Linked DNA regions of Mus musculus: region 2 is linked to region 1. A link is a loop called in an ENCODE intact Hi-C map of the cell type or tissue named here. Cell type or tissue: left cerebral cortex. All regions are shown on one strand.

The links. Peaks named below come from ENCODE experiments on the same cell type or tissue, not always from the same donor. Only the 100,000 strongest peaks of a DNase experiment are listed, where the experiment ranks them.
Region 2: a loop joins it to region 1, with 7 times the contacts of the local background. A loop is called at or near these places in 1 of 42 quality-filtered maps.

Annotation. Positions count from the first base shown.
Region 1 is chr17:17,372,796-17,375,295 of GRCm38, forward strand. Riok2 (RIO kinase 2) reads left to right here and starts at 1,537. Exons shown (of 10, transcript NM_025934.2): 1 at 1,537-1,875. The coding sequence starts at 1,810. Gm36768 (predicted gene, 36768) reads right to left here and starts at 1,421. Exons shown (of 4, transcript NR_168690.1): 1 at 1,219-1,421; 2 at 379-439. In left cerebral cortex, no CTCF peak of the experiment used is centred here; DNase peaks (open chromatin) are centred at 1,463 and 1,717; H3K4me3 peaks cover 1,603 bases; H3K27ac peaks cover 928 bases.
Region 2 is chr17:17,443,880-17,446,379 of GRCm38, forward strand. It overlaps Lix1 (limb and CNS expressed 1), which reads left to right. Exons shown (of 6, transcript NM_025681.2): 4 at 2,089-2,184. Among named protein-coding and RNA genes, the nearest start is that of Lix1, 42 kb to the left of the region's middle. In left cerebral cortex, no CTCF peak of the experiment used is centred here; no DNase peak of the experiment used is centred here.

The DNA.
Region 1 (2,500 bases):
AAAAGTGGTATCTATATTTGATAAATGGTGAATGGATGAAGAATAGGCTAAGTCAGCTGTGGGTCCAGACCCCTTTGGGAACCCCGTCTCCAAAAAAGTATTTGCATTACATTAAGAATTGTAACAGTAGCAAATTACAGTTATGAAGTAGCAATAAAAAACAATTCTATTGTTGGCAATCACCACAAAATAAACTGTATTAAAGGACCGCTGTACTAGGATGGTTGGGAACCACTGGCTTAAGTCACACTAAGTATGGTGAGAAAGGAAGATTGAATTTAAATCCTTTACTCATAAATGACTTGATTACTAAAAAAACAAACAAACAAACAAAAAACCCACAATATTGAAAAGATGAGAAATCTGGACTGTGATTACCCCAATATTCCAGAACTTGGATCCAAACCCACTCAATTAGTGGTGGCTCTGTGGAGCAATGCTGAAAGGAGACAGAAAGACAGATAATCAAAGCTTCAAACTTTTTGTTTTCACATGTTCTAATGTTAATGTAGAAAGAAAAATTCCATTGTGTACAACGGTCTTAATTAGTTAAGTCCTAATTAGATATGCCTAGAATCCTGTATTCAAGCATACAAGACCCCAAAGACAGGAACATAGAGATGAAAAAGGATTGATCTTTTGTTTCGATTTGATGATTTTAGATTACCAACTACTTTAGCTGGACCGATACGGACACTACAGCCTGCTGTCTGCCCCTATGCTTTATGAAAGAGCTTACTCCAGGAAGATACTCAGCACCACTCTCCAAAAGGAGGAAATGAATACATTGTTTCTTGGAAACTGGAAGGAGTGGAGTATGGAAGGAACACGAAGGTATCTTAATCTGAGTCCTTAAAGTTTGCACATACCTCAAAAAAAAAAAAAAAAAAGTTACACACCAGTCGTTGGCAATCTCTCAAGTATAAAGCAGATCATAACACTGGACACTTATAGCGCCCAAGCTTAACCTAAGAGCTGACCAGAGAAGATCTGCAGCTTAAAGGACTGAAATATAGATAATTCGTGAAATGAGAAACACAGGTACTGAATATCACATGAGTCACACTTGTTACTATGCTGCTGCTGTCGGGATGAAGGTACGGTAATAAAAGTCTTTGTCTTGGGTACATTGTCTTGTTAAGCCTCCCAAATGCTCCTGGACCCAAGAAACATTGAGGTGCGCGCTTTCTTTGGAAGCGAGCACTGGATAGTACGTACAGAAGCTCCTCCTAACCCGTCCTGGGATCAGCGTCCCAGGCCAGCGGGGCAGCTCCTAACCCGGCCCTCCTCCGCCGGACAGGGGTGGGGCTGCCGAGAGACAGCGCGTGCGGCTCTGTGGCCACCCTTTCAGTGGTTTTGCTGGCCTCCGGTCTCGCTTACTCATTTCCCTCCCTGACTTTACAGTGCACAGTTGCTGCACTAAAAGTGGGCGTGGCTCGGAACGAATAAAACACGCCCCTCTCGTGACGTAAGCACTGTTGCATGCGGAAGTCCGGCCTTAATTCCAATCAGGTCCTAGCAGCTCTGAAAAGTAACGTGGCATACTATGTAAAACATTTGCAACTTGCCAAATCAGTCAAACGTAAATTATTTATTTAGGGGCTGAAAAATCACTTCTGCCTGATTTTTAGCTACAAAAACGAGAAAAAAATAGCATTTTTCTACTGCTTCTTGAGCACGTGTTCTTACCTAGCGATAAGCACCTTAAATACAGGGCGCGTGCGCGGGCAGGTCGCCGCCGAAAGCCTGCGAGATTACCCAGCAACTTTGCGTCTTCCCAGAGAGCGTCCGTGGTGGAACTGGGCAAGCATGGGGAAGGTGAATGTAGCCAAGCTTAGGTACATGAGCCGCGATGACTTCAGAGTTCTGACTGCGGTAAGGAGTACACCTTTCTTGCTTATCCATTCGGTGACGTCCTCCTCCTGCTATTCTAAGGTCGCTGGGAGCTGAGTGAGGGCTCTCTGATTTGTGGATTGTTTGCCGAGGCTGGGATCTGGGTAAAGGGCACCAAGGTCTGATTTTCATGAAGCTTTGTGAAAAAAAGAACTATCTTTTACTAAACATGGTTCTTCCTTTCAGCTTCTTTTGCTGCAGATGTGCTTACGTCTCTGTGGCCCGGGAAATTTCATTGATCTTTGGCTTCCAAACTAGGGGAGGGTGGGAGTTAAGTCCTCTAATAGACTCAGACACTTAATGTTAAAAAAAAAAAGTCAGCTTTCTCTATCAAATATAACAGCAGAGTGCAAAACAAAGGAGGAAAGGAGATGCCTCTTAGTCGACCAGCAAATCAATATGTTAACAATGTAGTCAGATAGTAAGTACCGTGAAGGTAACAAAGGATAAAGAAATAGAAAGTAGCCACGTGTTGGAAGGATACTGTCTTTGAGTTTTACAGTGATGGAGACAGAATCCAAGAATCTTGTCTTTACTGTTAATCGAACTACAAAGTTTGTCCCCACCCCCCGAACCAATGAATCTTAACTGCCGGAGAAAAAAGTGT
Region 2 (2,500 bases), 71 kb after region 1:
CAAATTTCTCATTTCAACAATGTGGAGGTTAGATTTTGTCCAGTGACTTACTAACATTTAGCAAAATAAACCTTAGGTTGAAACTCATGAAGGTGGAGCTAGCTGCTCATTGTGCATTTTGCCAATACTCTTGACAAGCCAGGATCAAAAACGATCAAGATTCGGGGTGAGGAATGTCACATGATTACACTGATTCCAATGGTCCAAGAATGTAGGCAATGGAAGAAAGATTTATAATCGAATGACAAACCAGTTCTAATTTTCCCCAAATTGAACTAATCATGCTAATTATGTGAAGTCCCTACTGTAAATGCTAATTTCCCAGCTAGCATGCAGGTTTGCAATTTATAGTACTAAAATACTGTGGGCTGCTTAGACAGCTCTATGTGTTAGAATAATCATGGTTCCTAGGTGTTCACCTTCTCCGGTAAGTGTTGAAAGTTTCTGTGACAGGTACAATTAAATGCTTTGAGAGAAAAAAAAAATGACATAACAAAATGGGTCTTAGAAATTTAAATAGGGAACTCTCTCAGCCATCTATGGCTGGATATTTACGTGTTCAGTAAATGGTGGAGAGTTCCTGCCCACTATCTCCACTTGTAAGCCACAGAGGAAACCTGAGCCCCACCTACAGCAGATGTTTTTCTGTGTGTGCTCAAGGGCAGGAGCTTGAACTATAGAAGAACAAACTTTGTCACCTTTCTCATTCTCCCTTTATCTCCTCTTCTCCACTCACCCCTACCCCTCACCCTTCCACCCCCTCCTCTCTCAGACAGGGTCTTACAACTTAGTCCTGGCTGTCCTCGAACTCACTATGTAGACTAGTCTGGCCTGGACCTCACAGGAATCTGCCTGCTACTGCCTCCTGAGGGCTGGAATTAAAGGCCATTGTGTGACCACATCCCCCACTCCCTTTTGTTGCCTTGAATTGACAGACTCTGTTTTTACAGGGCAGCTGCTGCCCTGCCAAAGGAGATGATCAGACTATTAGGGACTCTTTCCCCTTATGAAGTGCTCTTATCACTTAGAGGAGAGATGGGCCTGCAGGACAGTAGGGCTGGTAGGCTGGCTGGGAGAAAGTGGAGAGTTCTGCACTCTATCTGGTCTGAAGAGAAAAGGAAGCCTTTATTTTCTGACCCTGTAAATTTCAAGTGCCTTTGAGGAAGAGAAGTTAGGAAAATGATGCCTGATTTATATACACGTGGAATTTACTTAGGAACAGGAAAGGGCTCTCAATGTAAATGCAATTTGTCATTTTTCATGGAAATTTCTAAAGAGCAAGAATATATATGGCTTGCAGACCTCTGGATGGATTTCCCCTAGGATTTCTAAAAGGCCAACATAAATATTTCAGAAGCACTGTGTTAATGTTATTGCATGCAAAGCTATACATTTACTGCTGTCTGACGCTGACAGTTGTTTGTTCAGTCTCAGAACCTTGCTATCGCCCACCATCCTGGGACTCGAAGGCCATGGGGTAGAGGGAGACCTCAGAAGGAGGTCTGAATGCCATTTCAGAGAGCTTGTGTTTGCTGCTTGGTGCCGTTCCCTACAAGAAAGCTGAAAACGAACTTCATTTCTACCTGTCGCCTACCTTGATTCTTAAATATTAAGTGGTCTGAGTATAAAAAATATAAACCAACAGACGCCCAACAGTAGCGTATTATGAAAAGTTTCCTTTAAGAGACATGCGGGAAGAAAGGAAGGGGCCATACAACTGCACTTAAGTTCTATTGTAGAGTCTTGCCTGATTATCCTTGAAATCAGGGTAAGGTCAATGTTTCAAGGTTTCAGTAACTCCCAGTGACAACCATACAGAGCAGACACAAAAGCATCAAATTATATAGCAAATATACAGGAATTCCTACTTTGGAATCATTGTCCTATCAGCAGCTACACAAAGTGCTACCATTTTAAGCAAAAGCCACATTCAAGCTGACTCTGAAACACTCTTTACTGGAGTCATGTGAGACTCCAAGAGCAACTGCAAATCAACCTCTTTAGGGCAATAATAGGATTAGGTCCTGGTCCTTTAAAGAAGGGAAGAAATTATCAGTGATCGTTTCTTTGTTTTCTTTCCTTCCCAAGGGCACGTTAGATGATGCGGATGACCCAAGCACAAGTGTGGGAGCCTATCACTACATGCTGGAGTCAAACATGGGGAAGACTATGCTGGAGTTTCAGGTGCCTGACTCGCTGCCACTTATTTGTTTGATGCTCTAATCTGGAAACTTGGGAGATGTGCAACTCTTTTCATCTTATTTCTTTACTTTTACTAAGTGTGTCTCTGTGTGTCTCTACGCGCGCGTGTGTACATAAATTGAGGTTCTTGTGGAGGGTAGAGCATCAGATCTCTCTGGAGCTGGAGTTAAAGGACACATACGTAGCTACTGAGTCATTTCTCCAGCCCCAAGACATGCAACTCTTATCACTAGCCCTTCTTTTCCAACGGTCTGCTTGTAAATAATTCGCTCTTTTAGAATCCAGCATGGTAACTTCT